Regions from separate parts of the Homo sapiens genome. Here region 1 is linked to region 2. A link is an interaction called in ENCODE POLR2A ChIA-PET data of the cell type or tissue named here. Cell type or tissue: PC-3. All regions are shown on one strand. Links, peaks and the distances in the headings refer to the core of each region. The heading gives the core; the rest is flanking DNA.

Evidence for each region. ChIA-PET counts read pairs that join two places held together with the same protein. Peaks named below come from ENCODE experiments on the same cell type or tissue, not always from the same donor. Only the 100,000 strongest peaks of a DNase experiment are listed, where the experiment ranks them.
Region 1: POLR2A ChIA-PET joins it to region 2 with 10 read pairs; 2 of 35 experiments call an interaction of 5 or more read pairs at or near these places.

What each region holds. Positions count from the first base shown.
Region 1 is chr3:57,568,189-57,581,982 of GRCh38, forward strand. ARF4 (ARF GTPase 4) reads right to left here. Exons shown (of 6, transcript NM_001660.4): 4 at 9,128-9,199; 5 at 7,360-7,485; 6 at 3,175-4,110. The coding sequence ends at 4,024. It also overlaps a transcript of PDE12 not described here. Among named protein-coding and RNA genes, the nearest start is that of PDE12, 19 kb to the left of the region's middle. In PC-3, for the core only: no CTCF peak of the experiment used is centred there; no DNase peak of the experiment used is centred there.
Region 2 is chr3:57,699,115-57,715,542 of GRCh38, forward strand. No RefSeq gene overlaps it. Among named protein-coding and RNA genes, the nearest start is that of DENND6A-DT, 14 kb to the left of the region's middle. In PC-3, for the core only: no CTCF peak of the experiment used is centred there; DNase peaks (open chromatin) are centred at 7,567 and 10,607; H3K27ac peaks cover 2,597 bases.

The DNA.
Region 1 (13,794 bases), core at 4,055-12,054, 130 kb before region 2:
CAGAGTGGCTCATACCTGTAATCCCAGCACTTTGGGAGGCCTAGGTGGGTGGATCACTTGAACTCTGGAGTTGAAGGCCAGCCTAAGCAACATGGCGAAACCCCATCTCTACAAAAATTAGCCAAGACTGATGGCGTGGGCCTGTAGTCCCAGCTATGTGGGAGGCTGAGGTGGGAGGATCGCTTGAGCTTGGGAGGTTGAGGCTGCAGTGAGCTGTGATCATGCCACTGCACTCCAGCCTGGGCGACAGAGCGAGACCCTGTCTCAAAAAAAAAAGTTTGATCATAGTAAGTGACCTGAAAGTAATTACTACTGCCTGAAAGATAATTCTGTATACTCAAGTAAACTGAAGTGTCTGAATGAGACACCAATACTCTCCACAAAAGATACACTTCTTTTTTTTTTTTTTTTAATAGAGATGGAGGTCTCACTATATTTACCAGGTTGGTCTCAAACTCCTGGCCTCAAAGGATCCTCCCGCCTCAGCCTCCCAAAGTGCTGGGATTACAGGCATGAGCTACCATGCCTTTTTTATTTTCAATGGAGGGTATATAAGGTAAGTGGAAAATTTCATGGAAATTGAAACTCTTAACAAAATATCAAGATATTACATCACAGAAAAGCAGCTTATGTTAAAGTGAGACAAAAGACAATGGGAAATGTTATGGACAAAAAAAAAAAAAAAAATGCTTATTGGACAGGGGAACCAGAGAGCAGATAATCGTACTATCCTCAACTCTGATGCTGCCAAGTGATCCTGTAAGGGAATCACAATTTCTCTTCAGTTTCTCTACTGACATTATTTGACAATTAGTTGACAGAATACTTTTTAATCTAGGGATATAATCAACTGTTCTGTACAATAGGGGCGGTCACAGAGAACTCTTATTGCTTGACCAACAGTAGGTTTAACATTTGAATGAACAGTAAGCATTGAATCTTGATAGCATCAACTATTTCATAATACTTCAATAAATAAGGACAGTGACAGTGATTTTATGTTTGCATAAAACAGGGAAAGGCTAGGGGTTATCTCTCAATACTTTCTCCCAAAACATTTAAACCACTTCTGTTTGGAAAAAGAAAAAAAGGAACTTTAAAAAAAAATACAAAGACTGAAGAAAAAATAATTTTTAGGGGTAAATGTGTCAAGTTGCTAATACTTTATTATTATTATTATTTTGAGACGGAGTTTCACTCATTGCCCAGGCTGGAGTGCAATGGTGCGGTCTTGGCTCACCACAACCTCCACCTCCCAGGTTCAAGCAATTCTCCCACTTCAGCCTCTCGAGTAGCTGGGATTACAGGCATGCACCACCATGCATGGCTAGTTTTGTATTTTTAGTAGAGATGGGGTTTCTCCATGTTTGTTAGTCAGTCTGGTCTTGAACTCCCAACCTCAGGTGATCCACCTGCCTCGGCCTCCCAAAGTGCCAGGATTACAGATGTGAGCCACCCCACCCAGCCTAATACTTTCTTTAAAAACTATAAAAATTACCTGGGCATGGTGGCTCATGCCTGTAGTACCAGCTACTTGTGGGGCTGAGATGGGAGGATCACTTGAGCCCAGGAAGTAAAGGTTTCGGTGAGCCAAGATCCTGCCACTGGACTCCAGCCTGGGTGACAGAGTAAAACCATCTCAAAAAAAAAAAAAAAAAAAAAAAGGTAATTTCCAATGGTACTAAGAGCTGCTTTACATCACGAGTAAGATTACATAGATTCTCTAGTCCCTTTACAGTCCATGTAAACACCTTTGCATAACTAGGTTAAATACCTAGCCCTAACGCTGAACTTATTCACTGATGTTTTATATTTCCTAGTTGATGCCCCATAAGACTACACACACAACAATTATACTATAGTTCAGTTTTATCCTATAGGAAATGACACCTGTCTTCTTTGGAAGGAAGAAAGGAGAATTCATCCAGTTGGCTAGGGAAATTGCATTTCTAACAAGTAACACAAACTAAACATACACTTTGCCCTACCTAATCATCAACCAATTCTAATTTCCTTTTGGTTAATCCAGTGTTTTTTTTTTTTTTTTTTTTGGAGACAGAGTCTTGCAGACCGTGTGCAGTGGCGCTATGTTGGCTCACTGCAACCTCTGCCTCCCAGGTTCAAGCGAGTCTCTTGCCTCAGCCTCTCAAGTAGCTGGGACCACAGCATGCACCAGCACACCAGACCCTTTTTTTTTTTTTTTTGTATTTTTAGTAGAGATGGGGTTTCACCATGTTGCGGCTGGTCTTGAACTCCTGAGCTCAGGCAATCTGCCCACCTTGGCCTCCCAAAGTGCTAGGATTACAGGTGTGAGCCACCACGCCTGGCCATTGTTATTTATTTGACAATTCAAAAATATACATTTTTTTAAAAGTATGCATTTGATTTTGGAATTTTCAATCCATAAATTTAGCTGAATCTTTACAAGCCATTAAGAATGCAACATGAGAATATAGACAGAAACTAAGTTACTCAGTTATCAAGTTGAGCCCTTAAAACTTAATAGATGTAGTTTATGAGGTATACCTTTGTATGAATTATATGCAGCTTTCTGTTAAAGTTCTAAAATTTGCCCTGTTAAAAAGAAAAGTGGTTGTGAAACTTTTTTGTAGGAAAGTAGCATCACTAAGTCTCTATATTGGCCATACAAGTAGCACCTGAATTTTTTTGTTTAATTAACCTTAACTAAAAAACACATACATACATGCTTTTTGGGCAGTTCATTTTATTACAGCCTTTTACTCTCCCTACCCCACTCCACATGCCGCCCCTCCCCACCCCCCACCTGATTTTTTTGTTGTTGTTGTTTTGTTTTTAGTTTTTTAAGTAGAGACAGGGGAAACAGGGTCTTACTACATTGCCAAAGCTGATCTCAAACTCCTATTCTCAAGTGACCCTCCTGCCTCAACCTCCTAAAGTGCTAGGATTACAGGCGTGAGCCACCATGCCAGGCCCTCCTTTTACCCTTGATCTGACTTTAGAAAACTATGTTTTTAATAGTGTTCCCCATGCTGTTATACACATGAAAACAATCTAGATCTCCACTTTATACAATTAGTAACCTACCAGTGGGATCTGTGTTACTGTTCACAGTACATAAAATATGCAAGCAAAGTTGGCTACATAAGAAAATACATTTCAAATACCTTCAAAACTCAAAAAGAACACACACAATTACGTATTTTATCATTTTATTAGGAATAATTCCAAATGGGTTATGAAGAAAATGTATTCATCGAATTTGATGAGTTTTCCAAAAACTCTTAATGAAGATATGTCTGCCCAATAAACAAAACATCAGCAGAACTATCATATACTGAGCAAAAAATCAGGCTGATAACAAAAGCAACATGCAACATAAAAAAGACACAATATAAAGGAAGACAATCTGCTGAGTATTAAAAACCATCTAAATATCAATTCTTTGCAACCAGCACAGAACTAATTGGCTATCAAATCCAAACCCCACCAAGGTTAAGTTTGGCTGATGTAGGCCAGGAGTCAATGTAGGGGGAAAAATTTCCTCAGTGCAAGAGAGCTGAGTAGTGTTTTGGATCTTTCTCTGGCTGGTACAAGCAGTATTAGAAAATCTTTTTGGCAAGGGAGAGAAATAAATACAAATGGAATGCTACATTTTTAAATTAGCAAACTGTCTCAGGAATGATAAAGGTATCAGTAAAGTAGCAAGGGGATAACTTTAAAACATTATTTGTCTGGGGCTCAAAAAACACTCAAAACAATTTATTTAAAGGTTGCACAAGAGCTATGTCCAGGCATTTACGCTTATGGGAAGTAAAATTAAAAGAGGATACTTTTTTCCCAAGGAGAATTTCTTTAAAACCAAGCACATTGCTAAATAGCAACATTATACTCGGTAAACAATAATTGGCAACAAAATAAGTTTAATATTCTGCCCAAACCAGTCCCAGATACTGTTTAATAACCAAGATACAAACTAATTTTGTTGTAACAAGCCTAGACCAATTTTATCAAACATGTCCTTGGTTAGATATCCAATTTCATTTAACGTTTTGAAAGCTCATTTGACAGCCAGTCAAGTCCTTCATACAGACCAGTTCCTTGTGTTGCACAAGTGGCTTGAACATACCACTGTAAAGAGAAGACAAGAAAATACTTGATTAACAAAGTTAATATATAACACCAGTGTTTAAACTTTCTTAATCAAACTTAAGAGTCTTTTCACACCTCTTGCATCTCACAAAACTCTCCCATATTTAAAGCTACTTCTGGCTGGGCGTGGTGGCTCACACCTATAAATCCCAGCACTTTGGGAGGCGGAGATGGGAGGATCACTTGAGCTTAGTAGTTCGAGACCAGCCTGGGTAACATGGTGAGACTTTGTCTCTACTTTTTTAGATTAAATTATTTTTTAAAAATAAAGCCACTTCTACCTATTCTGGAGGTTGCAGTGAGCCGAGGCTGTGCCACTGCACTCCAGCCTGGGCGACAGAGTGAGACTCCGTCTCAATCAATCAAGCTACTTCTACCTATTCATTATATTTAGACAAGATTTTCCCCCCTCATTCAGCTTTCTTTTCAGTGCTGGTTTTTGGTTCCCTTTTAGTAAACTTTCTACCACTTAATCTGAAAAAAGAAATCATGGGGAAATTAGTAACTAATAAACTACCCATCTGGTTTTTATAACTCTCGTTTCCCATAAAACTAAACTCAAAGTAGAAGAGGCAAATTTTTGAAAGAGTAGGGTTTGTTAGGCCGGGCGTGGTGGCTCACACCTGTAATCCCAGCACTTTGGGAGGCTGAGGCGGATGGATCATGAGGTCAGGAGATCGAGACCTTCCTGGCTAACGCAGTGAAACCCTGTCTCTACTAAAAATACAAAAAATTAGCCGGGCGTGGTGGTGGGCGCCTGTAGTCCCAGCTACTCAGGAGGCTGAGGCAGGAGAATGGCATGAACCCAGAAGGCAGAGCTTGCAGTGAGCCGAGATCGTGCCACAGCACTCCAGCCTGGGTGACAGAGCAAGACTCCATCTCAAAAAAAAAAAAAAGAAAGAAAGAAAGAGTAGGGTTTGTTGATATTTTAAGGGCAAGCTTTTCAGACAATTTCACCATCTTTAGTCTCATGCATTCCAAAACGTTCTTGCTTTTAAATGGCAACGAATCTTATCTCTAGTAACTGTGTGAAAGTATCAAAAAAAACCTAGAAAACAATTTACATTTAAGGCATAGTTTACTTTTATTAATTTTTTTGACCAGTTTAATGTTGCAAGGCCACTGCAGGTATACCATGTTGCCAATTATTTGAATACCAAATCTCAGTAACCTAGGAGGCTGGGGAAAGGCTCAAATTCATACCTTCACAGCATGGAAAACTTGTATCATTTACAGTTAGTGTTGCTTGCTTATTTATTGATTGATCGACTGATTGTTTTGAGGCAGAGTACTCACTCTTGCCCAGACTGGAGTGCAGTGGCGTGATCTCGGCTCACTACAACCTCCGCCTCACAGGCTCAAGAGATTCTCGTGCCTTCAGCCTCCCAAGTAGCTGGGGTTACACACATGCACCACCACGACCAGCTAATTTTTGTAATTTTAGTAGAGACAGAGTTTTACCATGTTGCCCAGGCTGGTCTCGAACTCCTGGTCTCAAGTGATCCGCCCACCTTCGCCTCCCAAAGTGCTGGGATTACAGGTGTGAGCCACCACACCCGGCCCAGTTTATGTTCTTCAAATCAGCCTGAGATATCTCAAACAGGCAATAGGTTGTTTTTTTTTGTTTGTTTGTTTGTTTTGAGACGGAGTCTCGCTCTGTCACCCAGGCTGGAGTGCAGTGGCGTGATCTCGGCTCACTGCAACCTCTGCTGCCTGGGTTCAAGTGATTCTCCTGCCTCAGCCTCCAGAGTAGCTGGGCTTGCAGATGCCTGCCACTGCACCTAATTTTTTTGTAGTTTTTAGTAGAGATGGGGTTTCATCATCTTGGCCATGTTGGTCTTGAATTCCTGACCTCATGATCCACCCACCTCAGCCTCCTAAAGTGCTGGGATTACAGGCGTGAGCCACTGCACCCGGCCTGCAATAGGTTCTTTGTTGTTTGTTTCATTTTTTACCACAGCCACAGTATTTCCCTTATTTACAGGTTAATGCAAAACTACTGTAAAAAGCCTATGACACTAAGTTTCTGATAATTTATCTCCATCACTGAATCACTGATCAATGATAAGCAATTTTAGAGAAGTACAAATTTTTTTTTTTTTTTTTAAAGAAACAGTCTTGCTCTGTCACCCAGGCTGGGGTGCAATGGGCACAATCACAGCTCTCTGCAGCCTCCAACTTCTGGGTTCAAACAGTCCTCCCACCTCAGCCTCCCAAGTAGCTGGGACTAAAGGCACATGCCACCACACCCAGCTAATTTTTATTTTTGTAGAGATAGGGTTTCACTTTGTTGCCCGGGCTGGTTTGGAACTCCTGGCCTCAAGCAATCCTCCTGCCTTGGGTTCCCAAAGTATTGGGATTACGGGTGTGAGCCGTGGTACCTGGTCTCCTCCATAAACTGTTATGTTAACAAGCAAACAAGGCTGGGCACCATGGCTGGAATCCCAGCGCTTTGGTAGGCTGAGATAGTGAGAGGATTGCTTGAGTCCAGGAGTTCAAGACCAGCCTAGCAACAAAGCGAGACCCCCCATCTCCACTTTTTTTTTGAGACCGAGTTTCGCTCTTGTTGCCCAGGCTGGAGTGCAGTGGCGCGATCGCGACTCACCGCAACCTCCACCTCCTGGGTTCAAGTGATTCTCCTGCCTCAGCCTTCCTGAGTAGCTGGGATTACAGGCATGCGCAACCACACCTGGCTAATTTTGTATTTTTAGTAGAGACAGGGTTTCTCCCTGGTTGGTCCGGCTGGTCTCAAACTCCCGACCTCAGATGATCTGCTCACCTAGGCCTCCCAAAGTGTTGGGATTACAGGCATGAGCCACCGCACCCAGCCCCCCATCTCCACTTTTAAAACAAGCAAACAAACATTACTGGACCCTTAATAAGAAAGCCAGATTTCAAAATATTTGCTGTAGGGTTACTTAAAAGATACAAAATTAAAATTAAGACTATCAATAATCTTCTTTCCATTCCTTCCACCTCTCCCTTCAAAAAAAAAAAAAAAGAAAAAAGAAACTATCAATAATCTTTAGACCTATTCTACAGTAGTTTTCCGTTTCTTTACAAAAATCAAATAAGGTATTTAAAGTTTATTACCATATTTTTAAATAAATGATGTGCTCATTATTTGTCCAAAGGAGATAATAAATGTTTAAACTGAATATTAGCTTACACAACTATCCTAGTAAGTCTTAATAGTCAAGAGGTTAATATCAACCTCCAAATACTTACTGTTCTGTTACGAAGAGACTGAAGCCCTAGTTTATCTGTCATTTCACTGATGGCCATAGCATTTGGCAAATCCTGTTTGTTTGCAAAAAGTAGCAGCACTGCATCTCTCAATTCATCTACCAGAAGCTGGAAATAAAAGGTAAGGCATTAACAACTACCAACCGGAATCCAATTTTTGAAAATGTCTTCCTATATATACTTTACTCAGCATTAAATACATTATTAAACATTAACCTAATTTCTCGACACAAAGTTCACTCTTACAACTGAAGTCTCATATCCTTCAGTTTTTAAATCCAGAGCAAACAATCATATGCCTTCAAATAAGACAGAACTGTTTTCCAAGTCAATCATCCTACACCCCATTAAATTAAAGCAAATCACTCATCATTCAGCCTTCATGATTACCCATTGTCAGGACTGATAAGGGCAAGAAATACATGTGGGAATAAAATGTTTATGGCAGGTTCTTATGGTACTTAGTAGCAGAAGTACTTAGATAGATGATGATTCTTTTCGGACTTCTATCCTTTCCAACAACAGTGGGACAATAACACAATTATCTGGGTGTTGGCAGTATCATGAAATATACAAAAAAAAAGTACCAAGAACAGAAGTTGTACTGATGCATGATGCAATATAGACGAACCCTGAAAAATTATGCTAAGTGAAAAAATCAGTCACAAAAGAACACATTGTATGTTTTCATTTATATGAATGTCCAGAATAGGTGACTGTATAAAGACAAATTAGTGGCTGTCAGAGGCTGGGAGTGTGGTGTACGAGAGGAAGGAAATGGGAATGACTGCTAATGGTCCAAGATTTCTTTGAGGGTGATGAAAATTTTCTAGTATTAGATTGTGATGATGGTTGTACAACTATGTATGCTAAAAGCCATTGATATGCACATTTAAAAAGGATGACATTTATAGTGTGTGAAGTATGTCTCAACCAAGCTTTTTTTTTTTTTTTTTTTTTTGAAGAGGGAAAGCTGGTGACATTTGACTCAGGCAAAAATCCAACAATGACTTAGTTACACATATACTGGCACAATGGTTTTACAAACTGCCCTCTAATCTTAGGAGGAATGAACAAGAATTAAGATTTCATTTCAGTAAATATTTTATGGCTACAAGTTTAAAATCATGACAAGGATTCTCAGCAGTCTTCCTCCATTTAGTACATTTAACAACATGAACACATGAAAACATTAATCCAATCTATGGGAAGGCTGCAAAATGCCACTGTGAACCAAACATTTGTCTCTACTTTCAGAAGGAATTCCTTATCCTTAAATGGTTACTATTAAAAAACATTTCTGAAGTAATTATTGGCACAGCATAGAGAAAATGGAACCGATGACCTTGGGAACAAAACATCTGAACCAAGATTCCTAGGGTCAAAACCACTACAGCACTATAGATTTGATATCTGTAAAGTAAGGGACTGAGCTAAATCAGATATCCTCAGCCAGAGATAGGCATCAAGATTACCCATGAGGCATTCTAAAAAAAAAAAAAACAACACTGCTCTGCCTTCCTCCCAACTTACTGAAGTAGCTACTCTTCCATGTGTTTTTTAAAACGCTCTATAAGAGATTTTGAAGTACATTATTAAGAACCTGTGGATAATATAGTTTCTTAAGTTTATTTCTAGCCCCCCCAATCCATTTGTGTAATCTAATCATAGTCAAAATGTACTAAACCACCACCAGTTTAATCCAGAAAAGCACACCTTGAAAATGATGAATTTAAAGTATATTTCTTACCATTTTCTGCAGCTCATCTGCTACTTCCTGAATTCTTTCACGATCGTTGCTATCTACCACAAAAATAAGACCCTGGGGAAAAATTGTTTCAGTAAATTTTAACAGTTAAACGACACTCTCTATATGAAACAGTGTAGGCAGCAAAATGGTACCAATGGTTAGACATTAGGAAGAAAATGTCTCTTTAAAAGTAAGAACTTAAGGCTGTAATGCTAAAAGCTGATTTGAGAACTATTTGTAAGTTTAATTTATTAGTGCTATTTCAAATCTAAAAAATTTTTATTCTTCACCAATTAATTACTTTTCTCAACTACCCTAAGAATAAATTGTATCTATTTTTCCCCTTCCCTCTGCACTCTCACATTTAAGTGCAGGTACCAAAATAGCCACAAAGTAGGAACAAAAAGAAAAATAACAAATCAAGGATCCTAAAGAATCGTGAATTTGGCCAGGCATGGTGGCTCATCCTGTAATCCCAGCACTTTGGGAGGCTGAGGCAAACGATCAGGCCTGAAATTGCTTGAACTCAGGAGTTTGAGACCAGCCTGGGCAACATGGCGAAAGGTCATCTCTACAAAAAAATACAAAAATTAGCCAGGTGTGGTGGTGCATGCCTTTAGTCCCAGCTACTTGGGAGATGAGGTGGGAGGAATCACGAGCCCGAGACGGAGGTTGCAGGGAGCTGAAATCGCACCACTGCACTGCAGCCTGGGTGGCAGAGCGAGACCCTATCTCAAAAAACAAACAAAAAAACCCCATGAATTTACTAACTGAATTAGCTTACTGACTCAAAGGCATGTACAGAGTAATAAAAGGGGGGTGGGATAGCGCGAGTGTGTACACTACAGTTTTTATCTGCTTCATCATGGAAGGAAAAAATTAACTTGCTTCAGAATGCTGCCTGCCAACTCTAGATCAGGAAGACATCTTAAGAAAATGATAGCAAGAAAAATCCAAGACTGGGCGCAGTGGCTCACTCCTGTAATCCCAGCACTATGGGAAGCCAAGGCAGGAGGATCACTGGAGCCCAGCAGTTTGAGACCAGCCAGGACAATATGTCAAAACCCTATCTCTTAAAAAAAAAAAGAAAGAAAAATTCAAGATTTACCTGATCGAGTAAGACATTCTTTAAAAAAAGGAAGGTAGTTATCAATTCTTAGAGATACAAATATTAGCTTCTTTTCTCAGACAGGGTCTCAACTCTGTTGCCTAGGAGCACAGTAGCACAATCTTGGCTCACTGCAGCCTTGACCCCCTGGGCTCAAATGATCCTCCCGCCTCAGCCTCCCAAGTAGCTGGGACTACAGGTGCGTGCCACCACACCTAGCTAATTTTTCTATTTTTTGTAGAGATGGGGTTTCACCACGTTGCCCATGTGGTCTCGAACTCCTGGACTCAAGTGATCCACCCATCTTGGCCTCCCAAAGTGTTGGGATTACAGGCATGAGCCATGGCACCTGGCCCATTATTAGAATTCTATACTACAAAATAAATGGAAGGAATTAGGAAGCAACTAGTTGAACTGTTTTTCTAAGAACTTTCAAATGGGAAAGTATAGAATTTTCAGCTAGAAAAGGGGGGGGGCAAAAATAAAAATAATAAAAAAGAAAAAAAGATAAACCTTGACTCCTAAAGTATCAATTTTGATCATGTCACTTATAACAGATTGTCTTGCACTACTGATTTATGTAAGTAACGAGGCTGGTTGAGGTGGCTTTCGCCTGTAATCCCAGCATTCTGGGAGGCCGAGGCAGGTGGATCACCTGAGATCAGGAGTTCGAGATCAGCCTGGTGAAACCCCATCTCTACTAAAAATACAAAAATTAGCCGGGCATGGTGGCACACCTGTAATCCCAGCTACTTGGCAGGCGGAGGCTGCAGTGAGCCGAGATGGCGCCATTGCACTCCAGCCTGGGCGACAAGAGCAAACTACATCTCAAAAAAAAAAAAAAAAAAAAGGAACTAGATTACATCCACTAAGGGCAAAGGACTATACTATATCTTTTTTTTCACCCAGGCTGGAGTGCAGTGGTGCCATCTCAGCTCACTGCAAACCCCTCCTCCCAGTTTCAAATAATTCTCCTGCCTCAGCCTCCTGAGTAGCTGAGATTACAGGCGCCCACCATTACACCTGGCTAATTTTTGTATTTTTAGTAGAGATGAGATTTTACTATGTTGGCCAGGTTAGTCTTGAACTCCTGACCTCAGGTGATCTGCCTGCTTTGGCCTCCCAAAGTGCTGGGATTACAGGTGTGAGCCACCGCGCCCAGCCCCATCCTACATCATTTTCTGTTTACCTCTCAGGATTACCACAGTACTGGGCTCTCCAGGAGCATCTAACACTTATTTTACATCCATTAAATGACAATTTCCTTTGTTTTAGCAAATTGTAAGTCCATTTCCTTTATCTCTGTTGGAAACCATAACTTAATTTTTAAATTTTATTTTACACTGCATCTATACCACCTGGAAAACCATCACTTTAAATATCCTATCCTTTGAGAAAACTTTTGGCTGGCATGGCACCTCTAATCCCACCACTTTGGGAGGCTGGGGTGGGAGGATCACATGAAGTCAGGAGTTCAAGATCACCCTGGGCAGAGTAAGACCCTGTCTCTACGAAAAAAATTAAAATTTTAGTAGGGCATGGTGGCACATGTCTATAGTCCTAGCTACTTAGGAAGCTGAGAAGGGAGGATCACATGAGCCCAGGAGGTTGACTGAAGCTACAGTGAGCCATGATCATGCCACTGCACTCTAGCCTGGGTAACAGAGTGAGACCCCATCTCAAAAACAAAAAATAATGTTTGATGCTTTGGGAGCCAATATAGTGTGGTGGGAAGACAGACTCAAATTCAAATCTTATACTACTTGTTATATATATTATCTAATCCTTGACTATGCCTCGTCTAAATAAAATAAAAATACTAACTTCATAAGCTTGTTAAAGATTAAATGCAATCACAGAGATATAAAAGATCATTGTTCTTGGCTTATCATGGGCATTTATTTAGCAAATATGTCTCCTCCTTTCCATATTTCAAAAGCTACTCCTTTTTAGAACCAAACCTTCCATTTTTTTGTTTCTTCTTTTTTTCAAAAAAGAGGCAAGGTCTCCTTTTGTCCCCCAGGCTGGAGTACAGAGGCGCAACTGTAGCTCACTTCAGCCTCCAACTCCTGTGCTCAGGTGATCCTCCCACCTCAGCCTCTCAAGTAGCTGGGACTACAGGAGTATGCCACCATGCCCAGGTAATTTTTTTTTAATTTTTTTTTGTAGAGACAGGGTTTCACTCTGTTGCCTGGACTGGCCTCAAGTGATCCTCGTATCATGGCCTCCCAAAGTGTTGGTGTTTCAGGCATAAGCCATAGCACCCGGTCCTGAAACCTACCCTTTACAAGAGGTAATGCCCCTAAAAGGGACCTAATTTTATTTTGACTGCTAACTTCCCATTTTTATTCTTTTTTTTTTTTTTTAAATGTAAAGACAGGGTCTCACTATGTTCCCCAGGCTGGCCTCAAACTCCTGAGCTCAAGCGATCCTCCCACCTCAGCCTCCCAAAGTGCTGAGAGTACAGGCATAAGCCACTGCACCCAGCCTTTGTTTTAAAATGCAAATAATGCTATCAGTCCCAAAGTGACATTATTGAGAAGGAGAATTATTTTAGGTATTAATCCCTAATTATTTTCTTCCTGGAACAGCCTAGAATCAAGAGTGAAGAAAAGCTAGGATTCTACAGATAAGCCCAGCTGCTATGAAATTATTTGAAAAGCCAAATATTTACTTATTTACAATGGCAAATTAGTTGGAATTATAAGAGGAATTTACTACACACTGTGCCATGGTTTGTTAGTATAAGTTAGAAACATGGTTAAAGCTATAGTTTCTTTTAAATTTTATAGCTAGGAGAACTGATCAGTAATGCTGGGAATGCAAGCTAAGAGCTTAGCTTTGATTCTATCAGGTAACACATAAAGCTTTCCCCAGCTAGCATGAACTCCCTAGGAAGCAGTACTTAGACTTTTAATTCTCAGATGGTCCAAAGAGGCCAGAATTGGGTCTAATTTCAAATTAAGAATGCAAAGTAAATTACAAAGCATTCTAAACAAATCTAGGGATAAACCCAGGGTTACCCTTGGTCAAGAATTATTAGGCTTAAGGATTAGCAAGGTTTTACTTCATATCTAACTCTTTCAAAATATATTGGCCAAGCGCAGTAGCTCATGCCTGTAATCCCAGCACTTTGGGAAGCCCAGGCAGGTGGATCACATGAGGTCAGGAGATCGAGACCAGCCTGGCTAACATGGTGAAACCCCGTCTCTACTAAAAATACAAAATTAGCCAGGTGTGGTGGCGCATGCCTGAAGTCCCAGCTACTTGGGAGGCTGAGGCAGGAGAATCGCTTGAACCCAGGAGGCAGAGGTTGCAGTGAGCCAAGATTGCGCCATAGCCTGGGTGACAGGACGAGAACTCCATCTCAAAAAAAATAAACAAACTGTCTAGAGGGTAGAGCACATTAGAGATGAGTATGAAACAACACAGCACTGCTTATATCCTAGTAACTGAAGCTGCATAATACATACATGTGAGTTTATTATGCTATTCTATTTGTAGGTGTACAGATTGAGTTTCCTTAATCCAAAAATCCAAATCCAAAACTTCCCGAGCA
Region 2 (16,428 bases), core at 3,380-11,379:
AAATGTTTCTTAAGTGTAATGCACTCTTAGCTTAAGAAAGTAAAGATAACACTCCACTTATTTAAAGGTTACTTTTTGGCTAGGTGCAGTGGCTCACACCTGTAATCCCAATACTTTGGGAGGCCAAACTGTGGGAGGAGTTAGAGACCAGCCTGGGCAACATAGGGAGACTCCATCTCTACAAAAAAATTTAAAACATTAGCTGGGCATGGTAGCCAACACCTATAGCCCCAGCTACTTGGGAAGCTGAAGCAGGAGGATCTCTTGAGCCCTGGAGTTCAAGGCTGCAGTGAGCTATGATCACGCTACTGTACTACAGCCTGGGCAACAGAGCAAGATCCTGTCTCTATTAAAAAAAAATAAGTAAAATAAAAATAAAGGTTACTTTTCCAACTGTCTGATGCAGTTAGCACTAGGAAGTGGGTTTAATAGGCTCAATATAAGCCAAAATGCAAAACGGAGACTATAATCAAATGCATACTCTTCAATCAAAGAGATGTGAGGTCTTCACTCATAAGTTATTTTGTCTAGGTTTACACATAGTTCTGGCTGGTCCAAGTGCAGTGGTGTTTACAACTAATTGAAACTAATTGAACACTACCAATTAGAGATTTCTTCTTCTTTTTTTTTTTGAGACCAAGTCTTGCTCCGTCACCCAGGCTGGAGTGCAGTGGCGCAACCAATTAGAGATTTCTTTGTTCCTTTTCTACTCCCACTGCTTTGACTAGCCTTAAAAGTAATAATAAATTTACACATAATTTTAATAGATTTACTTGTCTGGTTTCCCAGACTAAGAAGCAAATAAGAAGAACAAAGAGGTTGCTTGAGGCAGAGCATGACAAGAGCAGAAAACAAAACACCATAGGTTAATAGAATAGAAGGAAAAGATAAAAAGGAGTCAGAAAACAAAACTTTAGATTATGCACAGTAAATTAGTAGTCTTTCCTTATAAGGCATAGAAGTGCCAGGAAATAGGCCAGGCGCAGTGGTTCACACCTGTAATCCCAGCACTTTGGGACGCTGAGGCAGGTGGATCACCTGAGGTTGGCAGTTCGAGACCAGCCTAACCAACATGGAGGAACCCCGTCTCTACTAAAAATACAAAATTAGCCAGCCGTGGTGGCACATGCCTGTAATTCCAGATACTCAAGAGGCTGAAGCAGGAGAATTGCTTGAACCCAGGGAGCTGAGGTTGCAGTGAGCCGAGATCATGCCATTGCACTCCAGCCTGGGCAACAAGAGCGAAACTCTGTCTTAATAATAATAATAATAATAACAATAATACATTAATTCCTTTGAACTGGAGCTGCAAGGTAAAAGAAAGAATAAAAATATAAAAATATTTTTAAAATTCTTAAGTTTCAAATTATGTACCATTCTGAGTAGCATAATGAAATCCCAGGGTGGTCCATCTTGCCCAGGAAGTGAATCATCCCTTTGTCCACGGTATCCATGTTGTATATGTCCCCAACATTTTTCCACAGACCAGAATGGGGGGATGGTTTTCATATGATTCAAGTGCATTACATTTATTGTGCACTTTCTTTCTATTATTATTGCATTGTAACATATAATGAAATAATTATACAACTCACCATAATGTAGAATCAGCAAGAGCCCTGAGCTTGTTTTCCTGCAACTAGACGGTCCCATCTGGGGGTGATGGAAGACAGGGACAGATATCAGGCATTAGATTCTCCTAAGGAGCAGGTAGCCTAGATCCCTTGCATGCGCAGTTCACGATAGGGCTCGCATTCCTATGAGAATCTATCTAATGCCACTGCTGATCTGACAGGAGGCAGAACCCATGCGGTAATGCCAGCAATGGGGAGCGGCTGTAAATACAGATGAAGTTCACTCACTGGCCCGCCGCTCACCTCCTGCTGTGTGGCCCGGTTCCTAAGAGGCCATGGAGTTCAGTACCAGTCCCTTGCCTGGGGGACTGGGGACCCCTGTTATATGCAACTCTACTGTCAGTCACTTAGTAGTTGTCTGCATTATCAGATCAACTGTTAACAGTATCGCAGTGCTTGTATTCAAGTGACCCTTATTTTACTTAAAAATGAATGGCCTCAAAGTGCAAGAGCAGTGATGCTGGCAATTAGGATATACCAAAGAGAAACCATAAAGTGTTTCTTTTAAGTGAAAAGGTAGACGTTCTTTTTTTTTTTTTTTGAGACAGGGTCTTGCCAGGCTGGAGTGCAGTGGCGCTATCATGGCTCACTGCAGCCTCCCAGGTTCAAGCGATCCTCCCAGCTCAGCCTACCAAGTATCTGAGACTACAAGCATAGGCCACCACACCCACTTAATGCTTGTATTTTTTTTGTAGAGATGAGGTCTCCCCATGTTGCCCCGACTGGTCTCAAACTCCTAGCCTCAAGTAATCTTCCTGCCTTGGCCTCCCAAACTGGTGGGTTTACAGGTGTGAGCCACGGTGCCTGGCCAAAAGTTCTTGACTTAATAAGCAAAGAAAAAACTCATATGCTGAGGTTGTTAAGATCTACAGTAAGAACAAATCTATCTGTGAAATTGTGAACAGTATTGTTATACTTGTTACATTTGTTATCAATTATTAATCTATTACTGTGCCTAATTTATAAGCTAAACTTTATCATTATGATGTTTTATATATAGGGAAAAACTTAGTGTATATATGGTTTGGTACTATCTGCAGCTTTAAGCATCTACTGTGGGGCCTTGGAACATATTCCCTATGGAAAAGGGGAAACTACTGTATCTATTCTATGCCTGTGTGACCATTGTATTTTGGAAGCACATAGTTATCTGATTCAGAAGATCGTAGCTGGAGAGGAATTTTGTCTTAGGTTGACTCTGCCTCAAGTGTCACTCATATCTGATTTAGACGGTATTTAAATAAGTGTTTCAACTTCAGGTAGAGTTGATGGTGGAACAAGATAAGACTTTTCGAGTTATTGGGATGGAATGGTTTTTTTTTTTTTTTTTTTTTTGAGACGGAGTCTCCCTCTGTCACCCAGGCTGGAGTGCAGTGGTGTGATCTCTGCTCAAGGCAACCTCCGCCTCCTGGGTTCAAGCGATTCTCCTGCCTCAGCCTCCTGAGTAGCTGGGATTACAGGTGTGCACCACCACGCTCGGCTATTTTTTGTATTTTTAGTAGAGACGGGGTTTCACCATGTTGGTCAGGCTGGTCTCGAACTCCTGACCTCGTGATCCACCCGCCTCGGCCTCCCAAAGTGCTGGGATTACAGGCCTGAGCCACTGCGCCTGGGGGAATGGATGTATTTTTGCATGAGAGGACATGAATTTTGGGGGGCAGGAGTAAAATGTTATGAACTGAATGTTTGTGTTCCCCGAAAATTCATACATTGAAGCCCTAACCCGCAATGTGATGGTATTTGGAAGTGAGGTCTCTTGGAGGTCATTAGGTTTAGATAAGTTCATGAGGGTGGGGGTCCCCCCATGATGAGATTAGTGTACTTACTAGAAGAGGAATAGAGACTAGAGCTTGCTGTCTCTCCACCATGTGAGGATGTGAGGACACAGTGAAGACGCTACCATTTTCAAGCCAGGAAAACAGGCCTCACCAAGAATCGAATTGCTTGGCACTTTATCTTGAACTTCCCAGCCTCCAGAGCTGTGAGAAATAAATACATGCTGTTTAAGCAACCTAGTCTGTGGAATTTTGTTAGGGCAGCAGAGCTGACCAAGACAGCCATTATCCATTATTCCCTTTCTCCTTAGTAATGCAGGCTGGCCAGGCACGGTGGCTCATGCCTGTAATCCCAGTACTTTGGGAGACTGAAGTGGGAAGATCACTGAAGCCCAGGAGTTCGAGACCAGCCTTGGCAACATACTGAGACCCTGTCTCTAAAAAAATAAATAAATAAATAAATATATATATATATATATATATATATATATATGTATATATACACACACATATACATACACATACATACACATATATATACACACACAGATACACATCACACACACACACACAAATATGTATGTAATACAGGCTGGTTAAATCTGGGGTGGTACTGATCCCAAGTAAAATACTGTATTTCTCAGACTCCATTGAAGATATATGTAACCATATGAAAAATAAGTGCTGATCAGAATACCTGGTTATATCCTTCAAGAAGCAAGCAGAAAAAAATAAATAAAGTAAGTACTTGTTGCCCTTTTGGAGTTTTCTGTTTTTGGGGTTTTTGTTTGTTTGTTTGTTTTTTTGAGACAAGGTCTCACTTGTTGCTCAGGCTGGAGTGCAACGGTGCTATCTCAGCTCACTGCAGTTTCTGCCCTGTGGGTTCAATTGATCTACCTCAGCCTCCTAAGTAGCTGGGACTATGAGTATGCACCACGACACCCAGCTAATTTTTGTATTTTTGCAGAGATGCGGTTTTTCCATGTTCCCCATGTTGGTCTTGAACCCCTGGACTCAAGAGGTCTGTCCGCCTTGGCCTGCCAAAGTGCTGGAAATAGAAGCATGAGCCACCTCGCCCATGCTTGTTGCCCTTTTACCCCTTTGCTTCCTCCTACTGCCATCCTGGACATGAAGGCCAAAATTTCAGCAGCCATTTTGGGACTATAAAGAAAATATCAAGAGAGTCACATCCATAAGGTGCCAAACCAATGCCAGCAACAGTCTGCCTCTGAACCTCTCGTCACACAAGAAAAACTAACTTATCTGTTTAAGGCACTGTTACTTAGATCTGTCACTGGCAGCCAAATGCAATTTGTAACTGACGTAAGTCAGCTTTTTCATTAGAACTTTTACCATGTGCAAAACTACATCAGAAAGTTCAAATAGTATGTAGAAGTTAGAAACAAATTTGTGTTTAGAGTTGACTTCTTAATTACTTTTATATAAAAACAGACTTGAAAATAGGTTTGTTCTTTTGAAGAAAGACTAGTAGTACTCAGCATTCACTTTGTTCAAATTCTCTCAGTATTCCAAATAACTTTGATGTGGGAAGAGAAGAGGAACCTTACTTGACTTTTGGTGATTGACACTTAATATGTAATGTTGGATTTTTTATTTAGCAGGGAGAGTTGGTGAAGTTAATGATGTACTATTTTTGGAAGATAATTATGAAAAGGGCTTGAAAATCTTATGCTTGGGCACTTTGGACTTCTTTTTAAACTTGCTCTTTGGAGTAAATCAGAGAGAAACAGAAAAGTCTGCTGTTCCTGAATTAAAGGCTTTTGAATTATCTGGGAAATGGTTAAAATGCAAATTCTCATGTGTCATCCCAGAACCACAACTTAAGAAACAGTAAAAAAATTAAAAAAAAAAAATAGACTGCTCGGTTGACCAGATGCCCATTGAATTTTTTTTTTTTTTTGAGAGACAGAGTCTTGCTCTGTCACCCAGACTGTAGCACAGTGGTGTGATCATAGTTTACTTACTGCAGCCTCAATATCCTGGCTCAAGCAATCCTCCCACCTCAGCCTCCCAAGTAGCTAGGACTATAGGTACATGCCACCACACCCAGCTAATTTTAAAAAAAATTTTTTAGAGGTGGGGGTCTCACTATATTGCTCAGGCTGGTCTTGAACTCCTGACCTCAACTGATTCTTCTGCCTTGGCTTCCCAAAGTAGTGAGATTACAGGCGTGAGCCATGGTGCTTGGCCCCTGTTGAAATTTATAAGAAATTACAGAAGACACTGAATAAGAGCAGGTCTATGAAGACAGTGTGATCCTTTGACCTGGGAGGCAGAGACCCTTTCAGAGTGCCCATGAGGTCAAAATTTGTCATAATGGCCAGGCACAGTAGCTCATACCTCATGCTGTAATCCTAGCACTTTGGGAGTCTGAGGCAGGAGAACTGCTTGAGGACAGGAGTTTGAGACCAGCCTGGGCAACATAGTGAGACCACATCTTTAAAGGAAAAAGAAGAAAAAAATTGTCGTAACAACGTTAAGATACTATTTGGTACAAAAAGTAGCCAGGTGTGGTGGCGTGCATCTGTAATCCCAGCTACTTGGGAGGCTGAGGCAGGAGAATCGTTTGAACCTGGGTGGCAAAGGTTGCATGAGATAAGATCACATCACTGCACTCCAGCCTGGGCAACAGAGCAATATTCTATCTCAAAAAAAGACATTATTTGGCCTTTTTCACAATTCTCAAGTAAATAGTGGAGTTTCCAAGTGACTACATGACAGGTACACAATGGAATTAATGGAACGCAGAAGTACATAAGAACCTAGATCTCTTTTATTAAAGAGATCATGACACTTTTAATTAATACAAGTATTGATAATCCATATAACAAAACTTTTTTCATGTCCAGTTTTTCTGACAACCAAAAAATTGCCTAATTAGCAAATTAAACTGGTGTATTTATGAATTAAAGTAAAGATTACTATTTTTTCTTAAATATTTTTGTTTTGGCCAGGAGCAGTGGCTCACACCTATAATCTCAGCACTGTGGGAGGCTGAGGCGGACTGATTGCTTGAGGCCAGGTATGTTCAAGACCAGCCTGGGCAATGTGGTGAAACCCTGTCTCCACTAAAAATACAAAAAAGTAACCAGGTATGGTGGCATGCACCTGTAGTCTCAGCTACTCAGGAAGCTGAGGTGGGAGGATTGCTTGAGCCTGGGAGGTCGAGGCTGCAGTGAGCCAAGATCGTCCCACTGCACTCCAGCCTGGGCAATGGGAGTGAGACCCTGTCTCAAACAACAACACAAAGTTCTGTTTTGCAAAACTAGGATTTTGTTGTTGTTGTTGTTGTTAGTTTAGTTATGGAGTCCCACTGCCTTTACTTGCCCATCATCCATTGTACCCTCTTCTGCTTAAGAGTCCCCAGTTTTCGACGAGGCACAGTGGCTCACACCTGTAATCCCAGCACTTTGGGAGGCCAAGGTGGGAGGATCCTCTGAGGTCAGGAGCTTGAGACCAGCCTAGCCAACATGTTGAAACTCCATCTCTATTAAAAATACAAAAATTAGGCGGGAGTGGTGGTGTGCGCCTGTAATCCCAGATACTCGGGAGACTGAGGCAGGAGAATCACTTGAACCCAGGAGGCGAGACTGCAATGAACCGAGATCGTGCCACTGCAAGCCAGCCTGGGAGACAGAGGGAAACTCCGTCTCAATAAATAAATAAATAAATAAAAAAGTCCCCAATTTTCTAATGGGGAGCCACCTCCCCAGTGATCTCAGTCCATGAGGTTCAAGAGGAGGTAAGCACTACTCCTGGATTCCAGCATGCGCATGTAACCCAGGCCTAGACAATCAGTGTATTCTATATACCTAGAACAATGATGGGTGCAGGCATATCCCCATGCATGACCCGATCAAACAATGCAACTCAACTCTGGGGGTCATTAGAACTGTTCTGAAGGAGGCACTGTCCTGACACTGGGATTGCTGAAAGGATAGAATATAAGCTTGGAGCCTTATCACTCTAAAGGAAGAGCATACCCAACAAAGAAAACGCCAAGAAATAGAAAGAGGAAGACAAAGTCCAAATGACATCATTCAACCCTGGATTCAGCCAAGGCTGAACTTTTCACATACATGAGTCAATAAATTTTCCTTTTAGATTGAAGCCAGCTTGAGCTAGATCTTCTGACATGTGCAACTGTAAGAGTCCTGACTAATATGATTACACATGGTTAATAGTCCTGATTCATTACATTAGTCTTTTAAGTCCTGATTCATTACATTAGTCTTTTACCATGCCAAGTGCTTATATAAAATCTTCCCGGCAGGGCACAGTGGCTCACACCTGTAATCCCAGCACTTTGAGAGGCCGAAGTGGGCGAATTGTCTGAGGTTGGGAGTTTGAGACCAGCCTGGCCAATATGGTGAAACCGGGTCTCTATTAAAAATACAAAAAATTTGAGGCTGGGTGCGGTGGCTCATGTCTGTAATCCCAGGACTTTGGGAGGCTGAGGTGGGCAGATCACGAGGTCAGGAGATTAAGACCATCCTGGCTAACACAGTGAAACCCCATCTCTACTAAAAATACAAAAAATTAGCCGGGCATGGTGGCGGGCGCCTGTAGTCCCAGCTAGTTGAGAGGCTGAGGCAGGAGAATGGCCTGAACCTGGGAGGCGGAGCTTGCAGTGAGTGGAGATCACGCCACTGCACTCCAGCCTACGCGACAGAGTGAGACTCTGTCTCAAAAAATAAAATAAAATAAATTTAAAAATAAATAAATAAAATAAAATTAGCCCAGCTTGGTGGTGCACGCTTGTAATCCCAACTATTCAGGAAACTGAGACGGGAGAATCGCTTGAGCCCGGGAGGCGGAGGTTGCAGTGAGCCAAGATCGCGCCACTGCATGCCAGCCTGGGCAACAGAGTAAGACTCTCTATCAAAAAAAGATAAAAATAAAAAAGGAATCTTCCCTTAGAGTTTATTTGCCCCCAAAAAAGCCATATGATACAATAGTTACCTAATGAATTGTTTCTGGATTTTTATATCCTAAAATAATCTACAAAAACAACCTAAGGGTCCATCAGCAGATGAATGGATAAATAAAATATGGTACAGATACAATGGGGTACAATTCAGCCATAAAAAGGAATGAGATCCTGTCATTTGCAACAATATGGATGGAACTGGAGGTCATTATGTTAAGTGAAATAAGCCAGACACCGAAAGACAAACCACATGCTCTCACTTACTTGTGGGAGCTAAAAATTAAAACAATTGAACTCATGGAGACAGAGTAGAAGGATGGTTACCAGAGGCTGGGGAAGGTAGTGGAGGCATAGGGGGAAGTGGGGATGGTTAATGGGTATGGAAAGTAGATGGGGATGGATACCCCCATTTACCATGATGTGATTATTATGCATTGCACGCCTATATCAAAATATCTCATGTACCCTATAAGTATATATACCTACGGTGTACCTACAAAAATTTTAAAATAAAATAATCTACAATTTTTTTTTTTAAGACAGAGTCTCACTCTGTTGCCCAGGCTGGAGTGCAGTGGCGCCATCTCAGCTCACTACAATCTCTGCCTCCTGGGTTCAAGCGATCATTCTGCCTCAGGCGAGTGGCTGGGACTACAGGCAGTTACCACCATCCTTGGCTAATTTTTTTCTTTTTTTTTTTTTTTTGAGACGGAGTTTCGCTCTTGTTGCCAAGGCTGGAGTGCAATGGCGCAATCTCAGCTCACCGCAACCTCTGCCTCCCGGATTCAAGCCATTCTCCTGCCTCAGCCTCCTGAGTAGCTGGGATAACACGCATGTGCCACCATGCCCGGCTAATTTTGTGTTTTTAGTAGAGACGGGGTTTCTCCATGTTGGTTAGGCTGGTCTCAAACTCCCGACCTTAGGCGATGCGCCCACCTCGGCCTCCCAAAGTGCTGGGATTACAGGTGTGAGACACCATGCCCGGCCAACAAATTATTTTTAATAGGATAAAATAGGGGAAATATCATTACTATAATATAATCATTATCACCTAGTAAAGGATATTTATCTCACCAAAAAATAAACAATTCTCATGAAAAATAATCTTCAAAACAAAAAGAGACAGCGGTTGGGCGTGATGGCTCATGCCTGTAATCCCAGGCTGGTGGATCACCTGAGGTCTGGAAGGAGGCCGAGGCTGGTGGATCACCTGAGGCTGGAGTTTGAGACCAGCATGGCCAACATGGTGTAACCTAGTCTCTACTAAAAATACAAAAATTAGCTGGCTGTGGTGGTGCATGCCAGTAATCCCAGCTACTCAGGAGGCTGAGGAAGGAGAATCACTTGAACTGGGGAGGCAGAGGTTGCAGTGAGCTGAGCTCACACCACTGCACTCCAGCCTGGGCGACAGAGGGAACTCCGTCTCAAACAAAAACAAACAAACAAAAAACAACAAAAACCAAAAAGAGATAGCTCAATTCATTCTCCCCTCCTTCAAATATTTGTTTCATTTGTGAAAAATGCAATGCTAAACTCTGAGGGAGAGCAAACTGAGTAAGATTTTTTTAGGACTTTATAATTTAGCAGGACAGATAAAACATGTATGCAAATAAGTTATTCAGTGTTCCCTGAGAATTACAGAATAAAAATAAATAATATCTAGAAGAGGTTTAAAAAATCTGTAATATTATTAAAGCTGTAAGAGTTTTTGGAGATGTGACAATTCTGTCAACACGTGTGGAGGAAATTACAGTTCAGCGAGCCAGTGACTTAGTTCCCATAGCAAGTCAGTGGCAAAATCCCACTAGAAAACAGACCTCTTAGACACAGTCCAACATTCTTTCTTATTACCCCACCCTACCTCTGTTAGAAGAGAAGCAAAATACCAAGAAGTTTCTTGAACTATAATTTTTCTTCAGCACAACCTGAAATGGAGAGAGAATCTCCAAGACCACACTAAAATAAGTGTGATTCTCTCTCTCTCTTTTAAAAAATCATTTATAGAGGTACAACAGCCAAGACTCTGCCTCAGTTCTCAGAGTTTGGCTTCAACTTTCTGTCATGGTTTTTCTCTCATTGACTTTTGTTTTTTCTTGAATGTGCAACGACTTTGCCTGAGCAAAATCCCAAACAGCTTGTTTTGAACATGTTTGTTCTCTTCTCTCTTCTGGGCAAACTAATGGAGTCTGGGAGTGCAAACGTTAGTTACCTAAGTTAAACTTAATCCAGGAAGTCTTCTTTGGCTGATTTCCCACTTTGGCAGTGCCAGCCTGAACAAAAGACTTAAACACTGCAAATTCTAATTATCTTGTGAGTAAGAGCTTTGTCTACAGGAAGTAAAGAAAATACAAATATTCAAAACTAGCAGTGTTATTCCTAGACATCTTCTTGTCAAGAACTTACAAAGAGGACTTGTTCTCATTAGAAATAATTGCTGTGAAGTACAATTTTTACAGTGTTACTGAGATGGCAACTCCCTACAAATAATTTGAGAGAGTGGATTAAAAATTTGGTTTTAAAGAACAAAGTAGAGGTCTCATACTCCCTGTTTTCGAAACTTACTACAAAGCTACAGCAATCAAAACAGTGTGGTACTGGCATAAAGACAGACCAATAGAGTACCATACAGAGCCCGGAAACAAACCATTGCATAGTCAAATGATTTTTGACTACAGTGCTGAGACCATTCAATGGGGAAAGGACAGTCTTCAAGAGCAAAGGTACTGGAAAACTGTATACCCACATGCAAAAGGATGAAGTTGCACCCTTACCTTTTAACATATATGAAAAACAATTCAAAGCCAGGCATGGTGGCCCATGGCTGTAGTCTCAGCTACTGGGAAAGCCGAGGCAGGAGGATCACTTGAGTTCAGGAGTTCAAGGCTGCAGTGAGTTATGATCATGCCACTGCATGCCAGTCTTGGTGACAGAGTAAGACCATTACCCCCTACTGCCCTGAATCCTCAAAATGGATCAAAGACATAAACATAAGAGCTAAAATTGTAAAGCTCTTAGAAGAAAACATAGGAGAAAAGCTTCACGATACTGGATTTGGCAATGATTTATTGATATGATGCCAAAAGAACAGGCAACAAAAGAAAAAAGAGATAAATTGGATTTCATCAAAATTAAACACTTTTATATATCAAAGGATACCACCAACAGAGTAAAAAGGCAACCCACAGAATGGGAGAAAATATTTGCAAATCCTTTATCTGATAAGGAATTAATATCCAGAATATATAAAGAACTCCTATAACTCAACAACATAAAAACCAACAACCCAATTCAAAAATGGGCAAAGGACTTGAACAGACATTTCTCCAAAAAAGACATACAGATGGCCAATAAACACTTGAAAAGACGTTCAGCATCACTAATCATTAGGAAAATGCAAGACAAAGCCACAATGAGATACCACTTCGCATCCATTAGGATAGCAAAAGAAAGAGAGAGAGAAAGGAAGGAAGGGAGGGAGGGAGGGAGGAAGGGAAGAAGGGAGGAAGAGAGGGAGGGAGGGAATATTAAATTCTGGCAAGGATGTGGAGAAATTGGAACACTTGTTTGTTGTCAGGGGAATGTAAAATGGTGCAGCCTCTGTGGAAAATACTATGGAGTTTCCTCAAAAAAAAAAATTTTTTTTTTTGAGATGGAGTCTAACTTTGTCACCCAGGCTGGAGTGTAGTGGCGTGATCTCGGCTCACTGCAACCTCCACCTCTCAGGCTCAAGTGATTCTCCTGCCTCAGCCTCCCGAGTAGCTGGGATTACTCAGCCTCCCAAGTGGCGGGGACTACCGCCACGCCCAGCTAATTTTTGTATTTTTAGTAGAGACGGGGCTTCACCATGTTTGTCGGGCTGGCTTCGAACTCCTGACCTCAAGTGATCCACCTGCCTTGGCCTCCCAAAGTGCTGGGATTACAGGCATGAGCCACCGCGCCTGGCAAAAAATTAAACATATTCATAAATTTAGCTATGATGCAGCTTGCATGCTTTCTCCTTTTCCTTAATTATGTGAAACTGAAGAGTTGCTTGTCTTGTTTTCCTTTATAGAACTTTGTTTTTTCTTTTTCTTTTTTTTTTTTTTCTGAGACAGGATCTGGCTCTGTTGCCCAGGCTGGAGTGCAGTGGCACAATCTTAGCTCACTGCAACCCCCACTTCCTGGGCTCAAGCCATCCTCCCACCTCAGCCTCCCGAGTAGCTGGGACTACAGGGGCACAGCATCACACCTGGCTAATTTTTGTATTTTTTGTAGAGATGAGGTTTTGCCATGTTGCCCAGACTGATCGTGAACTCCTGAGCTCAAGTGATCTGCCCATCTTGGCTTCCCAAAGTGCTGGGATTACAGGTGTGAGCCACCATGCCCATTCAGAAGTTTTTTTCTTAATGTGAAAGTAATTTGACCAAGTTTTTTTTTCTTTTTTTTGTTCATTTTGAGATGGAGTCTCACTCTGTCACCCAGGCTGGAGTGCAGTGGCGCAACTGCAACCATCGCTTCCTGGGTTCAAGCTATTCTCCTGCCTCAGTCTCCCGAGTAGCTGGGACTACAGGCACTTGCCACTACACCCAACTAATTTTTGTATTTTAGTAGAGATGGGGTTTCACCATGTTGGCCAGGCTGGTCTTGAACTCCTGACCTCAAGTGATCCACCCGCTTCGGCCTCCCTAAGTGCTGCAATTACAGGCGTGAGCCACCGTGCCCGGCCTTGACCGAGTTATGATGCATTATTCTCTTTTTTAAAAAATCCCCTCCTTAAACAGAGCTATAAAGTGGCCAAATCTGAGAACAATCACATTCATTTTAGTTATAATAAATTTAATATTTGTAAATATAAAAAAGTTTAAACACAAAATTACAATATGATCCAGCAATTCCACTTCTAGGTATATACTTGAAGTGAAAGCAGGGACTCAGACAGATATTTGCATACCAGTGTTCATAGCAGCTTTATTTACAATTGCCAAAAAGTGGAAACAACCCAAATGTCCATCTGAAAATGAATAGACTTTTTGCTGTTGTAGAGACAGGAGTCTACCTATGTCACCAAGCTGGTCTCAAACTCCTGGCCTCAAGTTTTAAAGCAGAGTTTATTAAAAAGCTTTAGAGCAGGAACAAAAGGAAGTACACTTGCAAGAGGTTTCAAGTGGGCAACCTGAGAGATCAAGCACACAGTTTGACTTTTGACTTGGAGTTTTGTTTTTTTTTTTTTTGAGATGGGATATGGGATCTTGCTCTGTTGCTCAGGCTGGTCTTGAACTCCTGGGCTCAAGCAATGCTCCCACCTCAGTCTCCCCAAGTGCTAGGATCGCAGGTGTGAGCCACCACACCAGGTCTGACTTGGAGTTTTATGCATTGGCATGCTTCTGGAGGGTTGTGTCCCTTCTGCCCTGACTCTTCCCTTTTGGGGTAGGCTGTCGGCATGCAAAGCGGCCTGCCAGCACTTGAGAAGGGCCACATGCGCAGTGTGTTTACTGAAGTTGTATGCATGCTCAGTTGAGGCATTTTTCCCTTACCAGTTGTGTGTTTATACTCCGCCATTTTGCCTCTTAGTGACTTGAGGCATTTTTCCCTTACCAGTCAAGTGTTCCTAAGGAAGGTCACATACCAGTTAAACTCTGCCATTTTGCCTCTTAGTGCACATGCTTGAGGCTACTCACTCAACTCCTGAGATGTTTTATTTTATTTTATTTTACTTTATTTTATTTTATTTTTTGAGATGGAGTTTCACTCTTGTTGTCCAGCTGGAGTGCAGTGGCATGATCTCAGCTCACTGCAACCTCCGCCTCCCTGCAACCTCCGCCTCCCAGGTTCAAGCGATTCTCCTGCCTCAGCCTCCTGAGTAGCCCCCACCACCACATCTGGCTAATTTTTGTATTTTTAGTAGAGACGGTGTTTCACCATGTTGGCCCAGCTGGTCTCAAACTCCTGACCTCAGGTGATCTGCCCACCTCGGCAGATGCTGAGATTACAGGCCTGAGCCACCACACCCGGCCAACTAATTATTATTTCAGAGAGGCAGTTTAACAAGCGCCTGACCATTAGGCGCGGTTTAACAAGTGCCTGATGGTTGCGACGTTCCTGGATGTTGGGGGCTCTCTCCTTCCCTGCTCATGTCTAACTAACTACCAACTGTAACAACTGGAAAAGACAAATATTGTATTCCACTTATATGGGGTACCTAGAGCAAACAAACTCATAGAGACAAAGTAGAATGGTGTCTGCCCGGGGCTAGAGGGAGGAGGGAATGGGACGTTGTTATCTAATTAATGGACGTACGTTTCAGTTAGGGATGATGAAAAAGTTTTGGAGATGAGTAGTGGTGATAGCTACACAATAACAGGAATGTACCTAATGCCACCGAACTGTACATTTTAAAATGGTAAATGTGATGTTATATATATATTTCAAAAAAAAAAGAAAAATGTTGACCAGGCACAGTAGCTCATACCTGTAATCCCAGCACTTTCGGAAGACAAGGCAGGAAGATCATTTGAGCCCAGAATTCGAAACCAGCCTGGGCAAACAGTAGGACCTTGTCACTACAAAATAAAAAAATAGCCGGTGTGGTGGAGTGCACCTGTAGTCCCAGCTACTCTGGATGCTGAGGTGGGAGGATTGCTTGAGCCCAGGGAGTCGAGGCTACAGCAAGCCATGATCCCACCACTGCACTCCAGCCTGAGCAACAGAGTGCAACCCTGCCTCGAAAAATTTTTTTTTTTGTTTTAGGCACATATTTATTGAGAATAATTTTCAAGAATAAAGGTTGTTTATCTGTAGGGCTTTTTCCCCCACAGGTTAATATGCACTTTGAAGTTTCATTCATTCATTGCTGAATGTGTGCTTTGAAGTTCTATTCACAAATGTTCATTGACAACTTGCTGAAGTTGCAACAGTGAGCAAAACAGACATAGCTGCAGCCACAACAGAGCTTACTATTTATTGGGGGAAATAGGTAAAAAGAAGTTAAATAAATAGGTTGGGTGTGGTGGCTAATGCCTGTAATCCCAGCACTTTGAGAGGCCAACGTAGGCGGATCACTTGAGGCCAGGTGTTCCAGACCAGCCTGGCCAACATGATGAAAACCCATCTCTACTAAAAATACAAAAAATTAACCAGGCATGGTGGCACATGCCTGTAGTCCCAGCTACTCGGGAGGCTGAGGCAAGAGAATTGCTTGAACTTGGGAGACAGAGGTTGCAGTGAGCCGAGATCACACCACTGCACTCCAGCCTGGGCGACAGGATGAAACTCTGTCTCAAAAAAAAAAAAAAAAAAAGAACTTAAACAAACATATAAAATAATGAATTATAAATGTGAAGAAGTAAACGTTGTGCTAAGATAGATTAGTGGGGGTGAGGAAGACCTACTTTAGATGGATCTGATAGTTGCTTTATTGTATGCTAGAGCTGAGTGATATAATAAAAATAAATATTTGGTCTATGACCTCGGTTCCCAGCACACAGCTCTTAAAACCCTTGGAATCTCTGGAGACATAAGAATATTTTGTGTATGCTAAAAGACGACTGGTGGGTGGGTGTCCCTAGATAGCTTCAGGATTGGGGCTAGTTTCCAGAAAGACCAAGACATGATTAGAGGCTTGGAACTTTTAGCCCCACTGCCTGATCTGTGGGGAGGGAAGAAGAACCAGAGATCCAATTAATCACCAATGCCAGTGATTTAATCATTCATGCCTACACAATGAAGCATCCATAAAAACCCTAAAGAACAAGGTTCAGAGAGATTCCTGGGTTGGTGAACACATCAAGATGCTTGGAGGGTGGCACTCCCAGGGAAGGCATGGAAGCCCTCCCCACAACCCGTACCTTGCCTTATTCATCTCTTCCATTTGACTGTTTCTGAGTTATATCTTTTATATCTAAAAAAAATATTAATAGGGCTGGGTGCAGTGGCCTACGCCTATAATCCCAGCACTTTGGGAGGCTGAGGTGAGTGGATCATCTGAGGTCAGGAGTTCAAGACCAGCCTGGCCAACATGGCAAAACCCCGTGTCTACTAAAAATACAAAAATTAGCCAGGCGTGATGGTGGGTGCCTGTAATCCCAGCTAC